2 separate regions of the Homo sapiens genome follow, and region 2 is linked to region 1. The links are chromatin loops, found by intact Hi-C in ENCODE. Cell type or tissue: psoas muscle. All regions are shown on one strand. Links, peaks and the distances in the headings refer to the core of each region. The heading gives the core; the rest is flanking DNA.

Region 1 (11,256 bases), core at 2,893-7,892:
TACCAATACTATTAAGCAAAACTTGCCTTTACTTAAAGTTTTAGGTCAAGACCTCAAACCAAAAGCAAAAACACTGCCAGGCCCAAACACTGCTGCATTGAGATGAATGAACAACTACTCTGCTGTCCACAGTTTAATCTGACTGTCCCTTTTTTGCATTTGGAAAGTGAACTTGAGTCAGATCTAAGTAAAAATTATTTGCTCCTGGAATGACAGCTCATCGTGGCTTTAAAATCCTTTTTTAGAATGAGGGGCATAAATACATAAATATATAAAAGTAACCCCCATCAAAAAAATGTAACCAGCTAGGAGTCCCAGTGAGAAGGCTGAACAGTGGTTAAAACTGAACGTTAACCAAACCCCACTAAAATAACCTCATCTCCCCAACATACCCATCTAACCCCTGTCCTAAGTGCAGATGAGCGAGCCCTAGCAAACATTTTATGATCTTCAAAAGATTAAGAAGCCAAGTCCACCATTCTTTTGGCATCTCTCAAAGCCAGTGGCATTTGCCACTCCAAATCATCAGTTTGAGAAGGAGATGTGGCATTGTGTATAGGGTCCAGCCTGGTGCTGTCACAGCTCTGGGAAGGCAAGACCATGCAACCAAGCCCTTCAAGGCAGATGAAAACCATGTGCTACCAATTTGACTGGGACTCCAGACCATGACTCCTTATTAAATGCCTTCTATTCACATCAGCTCTTTCATCCTCCAACATCAAGACATTATTACAAGCTGAAAATAGAACAAACAGAGCTTTAGTGCTCTGGGCAGTGTAAGAATGGAAAAGGAGGCAATTTAGGTAAAACCAAGTGTTAGGTTCCACCTCATCTCTAAGGGTACATCTTGCCTGGAGAATAAAAGGCAGGCAAAGTAGTTCATTCAAAAGTATGCAAAAAAGTCATGCTGCTTCTTAGTCACACTGTGAACACTACCCTCATCCTCACAAACCAGGGAAGGCAGAGGGAAGATAAAAATCCCATCCATCCAAAAATATGTCTGGGTGTAAAGAGACTCACACTGCATTTTTCCATAAGTTAGGAAGAAAAACCAAGCCTTGGTGAGAAGGAAAGGTGCTAAGCACCCTTATTATCTGAATTTCTATCCTCTTCCTCGAACAACTGGGATATACTATAATCAGCACAGATGACCCAGAAACAGTTTCCTCTTCAATCTTGCACTTGGAGAATTACAGCCACAAGAATCTGTAAGACTTATAATAACATGGTCTAAATAGTCACAGTTGGTGTTCTGCTGTTTTGTTTTGTTTTGAGACAGGATCTTACTCTGTTGCCCAGGCTGGAGTGCAGTGGCGCAATCTCGGCTCACTGCAACCTCTGCCTCCTGGGTTCAAGCAATTCTCCTGCCTCAGCCTCCCAAGTAGCTGGGATTACAGGCGCTTGCCACCACACCTGGCTAATTTTTGTATTTTCAGTAGAGACAGGTTTTCACCATGTTAGTCAGGCTGGCCTCAAACTCCTGACCTTGTGATCCGCCCGCCTTGGCCTCCCAAAGTGCTGGGATTACAGGTGTGAGCCACCACGTCCGGCTATAGTCACAGTTCATAAAGCACTTCACACTTTAACATTTGATTCAGCCTCCCACAAAATGACCTTGAGAGGCCAATAATGAAGGCACAATTCTCCCCCTTTCAAAGATGAAGAAACTGAGACCTGGAGAGGTGAAGTGATCTACCCAAGATGACAGAGCAGAGATCCTCAACTTCAGACTGACTCCAAAGCCAGTGCTCTCCTCCCATTGTTTCACATCCCTGCTGCCAACTAAACTGTAAATGCCCCTCAGACAAGGGCAATGTCGTATTTTCAAACTCCCAACACAGTGTCAGAACATGGTAAGCAACCAAAAAATGCCAGCTGTATTTAACTGAACAGTCTTCCAAGCCACAGCCCAAAGGGATCTTCGTAAATATACAAAGCCCACCTCACAAACAAGGCTGAGATCACATATGAAAACAATGTGATTGGGGGTCATCTTTATTACTTAAGTATCTCTATGTCCTCACAACAAAAAGCATTTCATACATATAAGAATAAGAACATCATTGTACAATTACCCAAGGCTCTCCCTTTCCCTTCCCTTCTGGAGCTGTTCTGACTAATAACACATTGTGTTCTTAGAGCAATTTTGTTTTACAAAGTGCTTTCACATATCTTATCTCATTTAGTTCTAAATGCCCTGAGAGAGGACACAGGAAGAAAATAGAAACTTAAATAAAACTCAACTGACATCTTTACTACTTGTTACAAATGCCTGTATTGTTTTTTAAAAGCCAACAAACCAACCAACCCGCTGGCCTAACGTGTACTACCTGTGGGACTGTAAATTAGTATAGCCTCTCTCCAAGAAAGCAATGTACTAGGAAAGATCAAAACGTAAATACGGGCACTTCTAAGTCAGTAATTTCACAGTAAGAATTTAGAGTTGAGTGCAAACAGACACGTGCAAAGCAGGCTGCATGCATCATTTTGTACAACAGCCCCAAATCTGTGAAAAACCCATCCCGAAGAGATGAGTCAAGAAAATAGTGGTAACTATCAACCAACGGCCTTGAAGCCATTAAAAATCACTGTCTTTGATTACCATGACAAGTTATAAATGCAAACAGGAGGTAACAAAAATACAGCACTTAAAGAGTATGGCCCATATATATAAAACTGTATGTGCAAGTAGAGGAATGTCCAGTATGTGATTTCAATGATTTCTATCTTTTGAGTACTTGTCTGATTTGAATCACTTCTTATTAAGCAAAAAAGGCCATCTGCACAACAGTAAAATGCTATTGGCTTAATTAGGTATGGGGATTACACGTGGATTTTATTTTTCCATGAAAATGAATCAATTACTGCAGTTACCATGAATAACTGAAAATCCCCCTGAAAAGAAAAGTATTTCCAAAGGCAGTAACAGAGAGGGCCTTCTACTGTATCAGGACCTGGATTTCATGCCCCAGCTGTGTCTGATAAAATATGCGACCACAAGCAGGTCACTTTACAACAGTACTAGAAACCTCAGGAATTCTCAACTATAAAATTATAGCGTCCAAAATTGTGATCAGTTAAGTCTATCTTTTTGCACTAGATTCATACCGATTCCCTCCCACTACTAAGTAGTACTCGAAATACTCCACCAAACTTGAACTCAAATATTCCTAGAATGTATACTATGTATTAGACATTAACATTGACCTACAATGACATAAATTCAGCCCCTACTCTTGTGGGGTTAATAGGGTGAGAGACATGTAAGCAAATAACTCCAGCACCTAAAAATAAAGTGCGAGGAGACCAGCCAACAGGGAGAAAGAGCCTGGCTCTGCCAGACGGGGTGAACAGGGTGACAGGCTTCAGACAAACACGGTGGGCTCCTCAGGCAATCCATTCACCAAGCAAGTAGAGGAATAAAATGCTGGGCTCAGCTGAAGCCCCGGATGTGTGAAGTGGATGGGTGGCAGGATAAGCCCAGAGTACATCAAGAAGGGCTGGGAACAAAGTTGGTTTAGATTCGATCCTGAGGACCAGAGAGCCACTAAAGAATTGTGTTCACATCATAATCAGATTTTTAATTTCAAGGACTATGTCTTCTTTAAACATCTTCGTGCACAGATTCAGTGCCACTCCAGTCTTAATTCTCAATCTATCCCTCTTTCCAATTCACCATCCAGGTGTATTTAGGAGTCAAGTGTTGGCTAATATAGGACAGAGGTAGAAGGTGATTACATCACCTTCTAATCCGTAAAGCCTTGTTCTGTTTCCCAATGTGCATCTGCTACTTGCTATCAGCTTGCTTTATTAAGAATCAAAGTGCAGAATTCATTTGATTCATTTATATCTGAGTCAGCTAGGAAGGCCGCCGGCAGGCCTGATGTCTCCAGGTTGGTGATTTCCAACTGGGTAATAATACCTTGAGCATTTGTGCAGCAGTATGCAGTTTACAAAGTGCTTTCACATCAAAAATTCCCCTGCCTCTCCCAGCAACAAGCCTGTGAAGTGCATGAAATAAGTTGTCCAGATGAGGAAATAGCTCAGCGAGGTTGTATAGCCTGCCTGGAGTCACACAGCCAGTTTAACACAAGGCCAAACTTGAAGTAGGCTCACATTCCCAACCTTGTCCATTACTGCAGAGGTACCCCATATATTCACAAGCCTGTCCAAATCTGAGGCATTTCATTACTTAGGTCCATTTAGTAGCAGTAATAAGGCATATACACAAAGCACAAAAGTCTGCTGCTTAACAGAATAAGCATTCACTCAGCCCCCTTCTGCAAACCTATAGAAGGACTAAATGCAAGAAACACATGCTCAGCCCTAATCCCTTCTCATTTCCTCCTGGCACCTGTTTCTGCCCCCACAGGCACCAAACACTCTAACAGCTGGCTGAAACCGAGAGAGAACCAACAGATAATACACTACCACTTCAGACCAAGCTCTCACCAAAATGGTGGCTGGGAAATAATGGAGACAGAACCACCAAGATTTTAAGAGATCAATAAACTGGGTGTCAGAAGATCTCCCACATTCTCCTGTCCCAGTAAACCAGGTCTCCAGGTAGACAAGAGTCACACAACCTATCCTTTTCACTCCTCCTCCTCACCTCCCCCGAAAAAAAGTTACTGTTAAGAATTCCTAATTGGGCCAGGCGCAGTGGCTCACGCCTGTAATCCCAGCACTTTGGGAGGCTGAGGCGGGCTGATCACAAGGTCAAGAGATAGAGACCATCCTGGCCAACAGGGTGAAACCCCGTCTCTACTAAAAATACAAAAATTAGCTGGGCATGGTCGTGTGTGCCTGTAGTCCCAGCTACTCGAGAGGATGAGGCAGGAAAATGAGATAGCGCCACTGTACTCCAGCCTGGCAACAAAGTGAGACTCGTCTCAAAAAAAAAAAAAAAAAAAAAGAATTCCTAGTTTACCAATGTGTATGACGGAAGACTCTTACTGGGAGTATGGAGGGGCAAAACTGTGGTTACACAGTGGTTGTTTTTGTGTGTTTTTGTGGTGTTTTTTTTTTGTTTTTTGTTTTGTTTTTTTTGGAGACAGAGTCTCACTCACCTCACTGCAACCTCCATCCTCCTCAAGTAATTCTCCTGCCTCGGCCTTCCAAGTAGCTGGGATTACAGGTGCCCACCACCACGCCTGGCTAACTTTTTTGCATTTTTAGTAGAGACGGAGTTTCACCATGTTGGCCAGGCTAGTCTAGAACTCCTGACCTGAAGTGATCCGCTCACCTCGGCCTTCGAAAGTGCTGGGATTACGGGCATGAGCCACCGCGCCCGGCCCTGTGGCTATGTATTTTGTTAACCTTCTAGGAGCATGGTAAATAAACACTGCTGTTGATAATATTTCAGTGTTCACTGGCCTTCCTCTTCATGGGTGGTGGAGCTTGACAGACTTACAAAATTAGAACTTAAAATCCAATTGAGACCTTTTAGGCAGCACCAGCTCTCAAGAATAGCTCTCAAAAACTTCTACCAGTAGGGTTCCTCTTTCTCTAACACCCGCATCTGTCCCATGATTATGTAAGTAATCATGTATAATGTTCCCATTACTCACACCGCCTCATTAACACATCTGGACAGCCTTTGTTTAATGGATGGCCCAGCCCCTAGTGAGGACTGAGGGCATATGATTTCCCCAGTGCTCCATGGTCCCCTAAGCCTCAAAGTCAGGGGCAATGATACAAGTACAAGAAAAAGTCAACAGCCCTGGGAAATCAAACTGGTTCCTGCAAGTCTGGAGAACTGCAGCCCACACTGGGCCTCAGATACACCCAAGAATGTGGTGGGGGCATTTGTAAAACTAGAAGAGCACAAACCATCCAGTCCCAAGGGACACGGGATGTCAGTCTTCCAATGATGACTCAAAGAGACAGCCAGCTGGGTATAAGGGGGTAGCTCCACCAACTGGTTCTTCAAAAAACAACAAATACAAACATGCAGGGAAGACGGACACTTCTGACAAAACTGCCCTCCCTTCCAACTTTCCCAAGCAAAAAGCCTCTCCAAAGGCTGCCAACAGTCCCTTTTACAACCTTTTCTTCTCCCCTTTTTGGGGCTCCACTGATCGTTCATGTTACTTCTATGTCCTCTGAACTCAAAAGGGGGGAGCAAATTCAGAAAACTAACCATCTGACTGGTTTTTCACCTTACTTGTCTCATCTATAAAATGGACTCAAAAACCCCTTTTCTCAGACAAACTCACAATGTAGGCGGTTATTTCAGAATTGACTGAGTCCTCTCTTCACAATCCCGTTAAGAGAAGTGGGTGTTGTGTCGTCATCTGGAGGTGTTTTCTATAATCCATGCTTTTCTGGGACATTTCTTCAAATGGAAAAAAGAACCCCAGTAGAGGTGGGCAGCACCCTTAAAATAGTAAAATCTGTGGCAAGACAAACTGTGGTACAAGTGTAAAAAAAAAACCAGAAACCCAGAGTGGTAGTCGAGCTGCCAGTCGCTGCTCACGCAGGAATGATCTATACTTTGCCCTCTGGAACAATCTGCGTGGGCTCTTTCCTACAGCCTAAGAGAGCAAGAAAGACAAAAGCCACCTGCAAGAAGTGACAGGAACAGGAAGTCCTGGAAACATGAGTCTTCCACCAAGAGCAAAATGACAGGTCAGCTCCACTTTCGATAATTTTATTCTGAATCAGAACTGCATTTTAAAAATCCTTATTTGGCCAGGCACGGTGGCTCACGCCTGTAATTCCAACACTTTGGGAGGCTGAGGTGGGCAGATCATGAGGTCAGGAGTTCAATACCAGCCTGGCCAACATAGTGAAACCCCGTCTTTACTAAAAATACAAAAATGAGCCGGGTGTGGTGGCACACGCTGGTTAGTCCCAGCTACTCGGGAGGCTGAGGCGGGAGAATAGCTTGAACCCAGGAGCTGGAGGCTGCAGTGAACAGAGACCACGCCACTGCACTCCAGCCTGGGTGAGAGAGAGAGACTCCTCTGTCTCAAAAAAAAAAATCCTTATTAAAAAAACCTGAAGCTGGCAGAAGGTTATAGGATTGTCTGAAGTCCCAAGAAAGATTAAAACCTAGAAGGATAATGAGAATAAAATCTCGCTCACTCTTCTTCTACAAAAATGTAGACAGATACCACGGAGTTCTCACCTCCTAGAATAAAAGATGCCTGCAAGGGTGAGGCAAGTATGGAAAAGGTTTATGGACAAAAGGAATCAGAAAAACAAAGACTGGGGGCCTGGAAAAGCAATTGAGGCTTGTCTTAGGGAGTCACAGGATATAAAGAGTACAGTTATCTGGAGGACGGAAAAAAAACGAAAGATAATTGAGCACATGAAAAAACAGATTCATTTGGTTTCATTTTTATTAACAGGTAAGGCTTAAGGATTTAAAATGGAACAGACCTTCCACAATATCTCATAAGTAAAACAATATATAATTAAAGTTGCCAGATTACAAGATAGAAGCTTCTGAACTCCATGAATTAGGTGCAAAATTACTAATCTTTCTGCTCCCTGCCACTCAGTAAATGGCACAATTATTTTAACTCCAAAAGTAATACAATCACCTCAGTAGGACTACTTTAAACTGATCCACACTTTACATGTTACATGGCATGAAGCAGACAGGGAGTCCAGTTTAGCATGCGGGGATTAAGGCTAAACACAGTTGGAAGCACTCTTATCAGAGATGACAAGAACCAGAAGTTGGTTAGTTAATGGGAACAAGTTTGTTAGATAACAAACAATTTTTAAAAAAAAAAGGTATTCCCTAACATTTTGTATTAACTGACAGACAAATCTACTTTTAATTACGGTTTTTTTGATATGAGGCCATGGGTCTTCTTTCTGAGCTTAAGTCTCTGAACGTTCTGTTGTTCTACATTATGCTGTTTTGATTGTTGGGGAAGTCTGGGCATAACTGAAGTTTGGTTCTTAAAAGGGAATCACTTGCAAAGCAATGTGTGTGGACAGTCCTTTCAGATTTTCCCAAACATCTTAAAAATGTCTGGCCCACATTTTTTTTTGAATGGAGTCTCACTCTTTTGCCCAGGCTGGAACGCAGTGGCAGGATCTCAGCTCACTGCAACCTCCGCCTCCCAGGTTCAAGCGGCTCACTGCAACCTCCGCCTCCCAGGTTCAAGCGGCTCACCGCAACCTCCGCCTCCTGGGTTCAAGTAATTCTGCTGCCTCAGCCTCCCGAGTAGCTGGGATTACAGGCATGCGCCACCATGCCCGGGTAATTTTTGTATTTTTAGTAGAGACGGGGTTTCACCATGTTGGTCAGGCTGGGCTTGAACTCCTGACCCTCATGATCCGCCCACCTCAGCCTCCCAAAGTGCTGGGATTACAGGCATGAGCCACCACGCTCTTTTTCACACTGTTTCAAGGTTGACATAATACTTAACTGTAATTACAATAATAAGCCCAACTGGAATAACCAGATTTGGGAACAAACAACTGACACTTGGCAAGACTTCTGGGTGAAAGCCAAAGGGGACAGAGGTACATCCCAGAGGTGGCCAGGACCTGTATCCTGGGATATCAGTCAGGACATACTGCAGCCAACAGGGCAAGCAGGATGGGTAGACAAAAGGTGGTTAGTAGAGCTGCTACTACTGTAATCCTGGGGGAGACGTGGACCAGTAACATCAGGATGATCAGAGCAATGCAGCCAGAATTCAGACAATGTCAGGAGTGTGAGTCCTCACACCATCATGAGCAAGGGCAAACCACTAGCTTAAAAATGTTCAGCTGGCTGGGTGCAGTGGCTCACGCCTGTAATCCCAGCACTTTGGGAGGCCAAGGCGGGCAGATCACCTGAGGTCAGGAGTTCAAGACCAGCTAGGCCAATATGGTGAAATGAAACTCCATCTCTACTAAAATACAAAAATTAGCCGGACATGATAGGGGGTGCCTGTAATCCCACCTACTCGGGAGGCTGAGACAGGAGAATCGATTGAACCCGGAAGACAGTGGTTGCAGTGAGGAACCACTGCGTTCCAGCCTGGGTGGCTGAGCAAGACCCTGTCTCAAAAAAAAAAGGAAACAAAAAAACAAATGCTCTCTAGGTTAGCCTTCACCAAGTGTTTTAACGAACTACGCTTTTAATATGACATTCTCGTGTCTTCTCTGAAAAAAAAAAAAAAGTTCCATTTTGAAGGTAACAGACACCAATTATATACTCCAAAAGATTGTCTTGTTCTGAAGGAGGAAAGTTTAACATTTGGAGTACGGTATATATTAACACTGGAGTTATTTCCAAGGCACTTGGAAGTGCGTCAATAGCCTTCAGCCCAGCAACAGGGACTGGTTTAACCCACTATGAGGAAACAGGCATTACCGAGTACCAAATAATTCTAGTTGTCTATTTGGGCCAGTGGCTACAGGGACACACAAGTTAGGTATTAGCCTACTGTAAAATAATATAACCTGGATAATAAACCAAGTTGGATTACTTGTCGACATAATTTTTCTTTCAAATTTTAGTGACACTTTGGACTTCATTGTGTCTTCCTTCCATACTGTCCCTGTACAGTGATAGGAGCTAAACTGCCACTGCCCTGCACCTAAGTAACACAGAGCAAGATTTTCCACTACTAGAAACAAGTAACTGAAAAGCCACGTAAACATCCCAGGAAAGAAAAAATACAGCAATAAAATAACGTGCAAATTTCCCCACCACCCCACCAACTGTAAAATAACGTGACTGAACAATTTGTGATGAATAAGTTTTAAAACAAAAAACCTCATAAATCCAACCACTGTATATTTTGTGTTCTTCCTACTTTTTTCTTTGTAATTTTACGTAGTTGTAATTATAGTAAATCCTTTTGAAGCTTATAACAAAAACTTTTTCCAATTTTTAAATCATACACTTTCAAATCAGAAAATTAGATACTTAAAACTTACAGCCTAGTGGTACAAATTCTGCTTGAGCTGTCCTAGAAAATCAAACTGGCAATTTGTTTTCATGCTAACTACAGGAATTACTATCTTCATAAGGCAGAGATTCTCTATTTCAAACTGATACCTGATCAAATAGTGGTGAAGCCCCAGTATCCTATCTGTTATTCTCCCTAGGAATAACCAGGCAGTGGAATGATGGAAACGGCAGAAAATATCTCTAGAGCAAAACATGCAACTGTTTTTATTGTCCAAGTCGATTGGGGCTTTCAAAGGCAAATGTTTTCAGTTATTTAAGGTATTGCAGTGGGAGTCGTGCTCAACACAATTAAGACAGGATTACACTGCAACTTATGAGTTTCTCAAGGACATCATTTATTACGAAATATAACAATCATTTCTCCCAAAGCCTACTATCGACAATCGCACCCCCAACTCTGCTTTGCTAAGGTAATAAACTAAATGGCAACTCAGCAGGCATCCCGGGCTTTTGAGACCAATTGTGGGAAACGTGCTGCCTTCCACCAGCTCAAGTAATAATGCCACCTTACTTATAAAGAGGCATACTGTTTTACATCTTCCATGCACATGATCTTTTCAGTGACTTAGTTAAGTGGCAATGGCAGGTATTTTTCCATTTTACAAAAGAGAAAACAGAACGCCAGCCTCTGGTTTCCCTGCTCAGAAGAACTAAGCCCAGAGCACCTTGAGACTTAAAGGAGTCCTGTGCTCTTCTCAGTACATTTATCAATGACAAGTCTTCCTTTGGTCCAGCCCCCCAAAATAACAGTCAGTAGGTACAGAGCCGGCACAGCAAAGGAAAGCCCCCCCACCGTAGTACCACAAAGCTTCCAGAAAGAGCAACAGTTGCTGCTGTGCAGCATCATCATGAAAGGCATCCGGCCACATCCTGCTGAAGCACCCCTAACACGACTTCAAGTGACAAGGTGGCCAAATCCACAACGCGGTCCTCCAACAAAGCACAGCTTTCCCTGAATACTTTCATTTCTTTACATAAGCACTGGAGAGGGGACACATGCACCACGCTAGTAATGCAACACCATCAGGAGACCTGGAACAGAGGAAGTGAAAACATTCCTGCAGAAAGGAGGCGCCTCCTCCCCGCTCCCCGCTTCCCAAGTGGCATCAGAACAGGGTCCAGTGGCACTCCTTTGGGGACCTACGGCTCCCCGGCCCTCACCTGGTGGGAAGCGCGACGCTCCGGAGCGGAAGGCAGAGGCCGAGCGCATCTTCCTCCTCTTCCTCCTCCCACGCCGCAGCCCGGCTCTGCGGCAGCCCCCGCCCCCGCCCAGCTCCCTCCTCCCCCCGCCGCCCCGCCGCGCCTGGAGCCTCCCGCCCGACTTTTGA
Region 2 (5,000 bases), core at 1-5,000, 220 kb before region 1:
CTTACCCCCTGGAAAAAATAACCAATTATGAGAGCTTAAGAAAAATCTAGGCATCTCAAATATCAACTTGTAATATAAATACCCATGAAGCAGTGTTCTGATTGTGTTATTTGGTTTCCAAATAGTCATTACCTAAGGGCTCCATTTTTAGAATCATTTGAGATTCTGTATATGGAAGAGTATTTTGGAAACTCTGATGTGCTATTGAAATAGAAGTTGCTGGAAGCATTGTTATTGTAACCCTTGAGTGCTAACCCAAGGTTAAAAGCTCATGTGATGCTGTCCAAATCATTTCAGATTATATATTTTAATAAATCCATTTCCATTAGGATGTTCAGTGGATTACAAATGAGCACATTAGAGTCCTGTGTAATGTTTGCAAAACAAAACATCTGCCTGGGGACAGCAGGCTCTTGCAGGAAACTACTGGCATCAGGACTCCTGCTCGGAGGAAGAAGGGTACAGTCTCAGGCCCATGTGGAAGCTGATGGCAGGACACTGTGGATGGTGTGTGTGTCCTCTCCTGCCACCTCTGCCATGAGGCCAGAGGTCCCGGCTCCATGACCAGAGCCACTCTGCTCTTTTGTGGAGAAACAAGATGAAACAGGACACCCCTGGCAGTCTGGGTTCTAGGTTCTTCAGCTAGCTGCTGAAATAAAGCTGTTCTCCTTGAAATGTGGCCTAATTAAAATATTGGCCAAACCCACCCCAGTGGTAAAGCATCAGTTTTCCATACTTTTGTTTTCTGTGTGTTTATCTCCCCACATTTCAGCAGGGGTGATCCCTCTGGGGAGGATACAGATGTTGCTAGATTTCCTGACACGCCTCAACAGCTCGAGCATACAAAATAGGGAAAAGCACAAATCTGATAAGAGAAATACCCTGTAATGGAAAAGTCACAAAACAACCAGCTTGCTCTCCCCTTTCGCTTGTGAAAGATTAACAATTCTGAGCAGTTGCTTGAATACACAATCGTGATGCCCTCACCCAGGTTCTCCCTGCAAGAAAACCTATTTTAAGACCTGTGCCTTCTTCACCCAAGTCAGAAACCAAAAGGACACGAAGATCATCTGCCTCTATATTTGAATGTTTTCAAAAAATGAGGGAGTAAAACTGAGGTGTGAGGAGGGAAGACTGAGCTCTCACCTTCTTAACTAACTATATCCAAACCGTTCTTTCCATGCAGCCAGAGAACTTATTTTCATCTAAAAGCACAGCTCGTGTTTTGCTTCTATTCACCAAGGCACTCCAAAATCAGGGAACAGGGGTAAGGGCAGAGCATCACAGCTTCCTGAGGTCGCAGGTGCAGCACGGCCTGGCTCAGGTGCCTTGTCTCATGGCACAATGTGGGGCTAGTGGGTTTATGTTGAAGAACAGGTGGTAGGCGATTATGCAAGAGAAAATGCTAGTTGCACGGCGAAGCGAGGACCTGGGCCTCCCTGGCAGTTCCACAGCACCTGATGTGGCCTGAGATGTGGTGCTCTCCAGGACTCTTTCCTCTGTCTGCAGTTCAGAAGAGGCCTTCTTCAGGTTCAGAAAATTGCTAACCTCTTTTCTGACAGCACCTGCACCTGCAGAGCTCCAAGCTTCATTAGATTTGCAAGGCACTGGTGCCTGATTGCCTTTTTATTGCAAGGAACCCTCTATAGGAAGATCTGTTTCATTTTATATTATGTCACATTTAAATAAATACTCCCTTTGATGACTGATGGATACTCATAATGAAATCCCATTATAAGAAATTTCTAGGAATTCCGCTCTAAACTTACAGAGAAATGGACCTCAGTGAAATTTTGCAGGAAAGAACTTTTAGCTGCCATGGGAACTGTTGCCAACATTTGATCTGTATTTATTACACATGAAAACAAAGCTCTAGGTGATCCCAGCAGTCTGACCACTTGGAGGATTCTTGTGTAAACGACTGGTGTCAACCGGGATTATTACTGACTTTCAGCAACTCAGCCTTTGCTTGGAGGATGCAACAGTACACCAGTTTTCCTAAGGGTTATAAAAGAATGAAGAAAACAAAGTATAGATAGCAATGTAAATGGGGTTGAAGACACGGTGGGATATAAAAGTTTTAATCTGGACAAGTCACTATTATCTCAGGGAAAGAAGAATGGATTACAGGGACAAAATTTTAGTTGGGAACCTTCACCCAGCTGAATAGTGATCTTGGAAATGTCATTTTCCTTGAACATATAACAATGGCTGGCATCCACCATTAGAGATCTGAATGGCTCTACTGCTGCCCATGATACAGCCTCATTGTTTCCTTATGCTGGGATATAAATGAATCAATGACTGGACAAATTAATGCTAATCTACTCTATCATGCTGATTTCACAGAAGTAGAAATTAAGAATCAGAGAAGCTAAGTAAATACCTTGCCCAAGAACACACAAGCTAACGAGTAGCTAAAAAAAAAAAAAAAAAGGCATGCAACTAAGTTCCTGATGACTGTTCGATGGTGGCAAAGACATTCCTAAGAAATGAACAGACAAAAATGACAACAAATATGCATATTGAGCAACATGGCATTACAGTGTAATTTTAATCATCTAGAAATGGTTGAGGAAGTAGCAATGTTGGGCATGAGAATATTCCACAGCTGAGAATATTTAATTTTGAAAGACTGCTACACTTAGGTTTTTATCAATTTTGGATGAGATGATCAATAATTTCCTTCTCTACTGTTGAAAATAGTAACTTCAGAAATACTCTTAGGTTCAATTAGCACCTCTTGCCTGAGGGATTACTCCCAATATCACAAGTGTTTCCTTTAATAAACTGACGTCAGTTTGTTTCCTTGTCATCTGCCTTGATATAAAAGCGGATGTGAAATAGACTGGGGAAGGCAGCACAGCTAGCCAGCTACTGAGAGCTCAGTGTTCTTCTACAGTACTGCCTGAACCTGAGGCTGACATTAGCTTTCTTCAAAGCTGACTTTGGTTTCACGAAACCACCATGTTCCCCCGGGTCATTTGAAATCGGAGGAGCATTCCAAGTGGCCTGTATATTACTAAGCTGGCTTTATTCCATTCCCTCCACTGGCGTCATAAGGAAGCACTGACATCCTGTGGATTGTTACTCTTTGGCTTCCAAGGCCATTCAAGCCATGTGGCAACAGCAGGAAGGACTCTGCAGAGACCTATATCCCAGGTAGTGGCTTGTGGGGATTTTTTCTTTTCATATGACTTCACAAAAGACTTGGTACTCGGATGCCTACAAAGGGACAACAAATACATAAAACCCATAAATATACACAAAAACTACAAAATGTCTTAATGGAGCCCCAACGATCACACCACCCCCCTCTTAAGGACCTTGGTATATGGGTGTGAGGTGGGTGGCAGGACACAAAGCGGGGGGGGGGGGGGGGCACGCACATCAGAAGACAAGGGAGACAAGTCACCCAGGTAGCATCACCAAGTGACAGGGAATGACAAAGATGAATGAGACACTGAAACCTGTTTCATCAGGAGAAACACACGTAAAGACCTGAATGTCTTCTGACGTTTCTGACAGATGTGCCAGGAGACATCATCTCCCATTAGCTCCTTGTGGGTAGATCCTATTGCCGTGTTCATCTGTGCTATCTTTCAGAGCGCTTACGTCAGCACAGGGGCTTACATTTTTCTCATTTATACAGAAGTTAATCTTATTTGATTTAGGAGAGAAAAGGTAACTCCATAAATGGTTAATATCATTCACCACTGTTAACATGGCAAAGATTCTATGATTATGTTTCAGCACTTATCACAATAAAATGAGTTTGAGCTCTCTCCAAATCCTCCACAAATACAGCAATTTCGGGAACATGTAAATATGAAATCTTTCCTAACACGGGTATTCACATTTGCTAAAAACTCACAAATTCTGTAGGAAAAATTCTAGTGGAGTTGGTTTCGTGCTTGTCTCTTTGACTTGCACAGGAAATGGAATTTTTCTGACCAGGTTAAGATCTAAAAAATGCCCAGGCATAGCAATAGAAAGAAAACCTCAGACTAAATAAGATTCAAACTTCCCTATGACGCTGCTGAAGAGCAATGAATTAAATTGCAGAGGGACATGCCCAGGAAGTGAGTGCCTGCTCAGGAACGGGCAGGCCTAACACAGACTGAACAGGGAAATGGCTGGTGACTCTGGACAACAGAATGGGACAGCAAGAAGGACTGCAGTCTGGACAGATCTAAATACAGGTCTCTTGGGCCTGCAACAATCCCCCCACCAAACTTCCCCTGAAGTTCAGGTGCAGGCAAACAGACTGCACAGCCCCATGGCTTCTCCCAAGATGGTAGTTCTGGGACTCTGCTGGGTTGAAATCAAAGAAAACCCATTCACAATTCAAATACGACATAATCAAAATGGTAGACACTTGGAGGTTGGGGGCAGGCCTAATCACAGATGACATCAATCTAATTAAAATTATAAGCCAGCTGCTCAGGGATGTGAGAAAGGCCTTTCAGTTTGGTTATCTACAAGTCTCAGAAAAGGAAGCACAGAAAGGTTTGTACATTTCAGTGAAGTTAGTCCCCTTACTAAGCTCAGCTGGTTTGGGTATGCTTCCTGCAGCTCCTCTATCTGATGCTGTGACTCTATTGTAAAAGAAAGGATGACAGAAGAGACAGGGCGGAAGAGGGACAGCAAGGAGGGCAAGGGCACAACTCAGAAACAGCAGTAGGAGGTGGGTGTGTCGGTGCTTACCCAAGACCACTCATTCCACCTAGTCTTCCCAGCCTGGAGCCAGGATTCACACTATCCTACCAGCCCCTCACCGAGAGACATCAAAATTCATGAGGGGACAAAAAAATCCCAACACTGTTCCTGGAAATATCTGAATTAACAGGCATTAAATTTTTAATTTTAAAATTAAAAAAATTTTTAAATAAAATTTTAAATTTTAAACAATAAAAAATGAAAAAGTAGAATCTCCTAAGATTTTTGAAACTCAGAAGTTCATCTGTGTAAATGCACAGAGATATGTATCTATAGATAGT

The links. A loop is a pair of places that touch in the nucleus more often than their neighbours do. Peaks named below come from ENCODE experiments on the same cell type or tissue, not always from the same donor. Only the 100,000 strongest peaks of a DNase experiment are listed, where the experiment ranks them.
Region 2: a loop joins it to region 1, with 2.5 times the contacts of the local background. A loop is called at or near these places in 9 of 110 quality-filtered maps.

Annotation. Positions count from the first base shown.
Region 1 is chr6:15,248,798-15,260,053 of GRCh38, reverse strand. The region is part of intron 1 of JARID2 (jumonji and AT-rich interaction domain containing 2); the gene reads right to left. Among named protein-coding and RNA genes, the nearest start is that of JARID2-AS1, 5.7 kb to the right of the region's middle. RefSeq lists enhancers at 5,537-5,606, 7,639-8,414, 10,103-10,944 and a silencer at 11,133-11,256. In psoas muscle, for the core only: a CTCF peak has its summit at 5,909 (motif pointing left); no DNase peak of the experiment used is centred there; H3K27ac peaks cover 5,000 bases.
Region 2 is chr6:15,471,897-15,476,896 of GRCh38, reverse strand. The region is part of intron 5 of JARID2 (jumonji and AT-rich interaction domain containing 2); the gene reads right to left. Among named protein-coding and RNA genes, the nearest start is that of DTNBP1-AS1, 72 kb to the left of the region's middle. RefSeq lists an enhancer at 2,261-3,460. In psoas muscle, for the core only: no CTCF peak of the experiment used is centred there; no DNase peak of the experiment used is centred there; H3K4me3 peaks cover 377 bases; H3K27ac peaks cover 4,734 bases.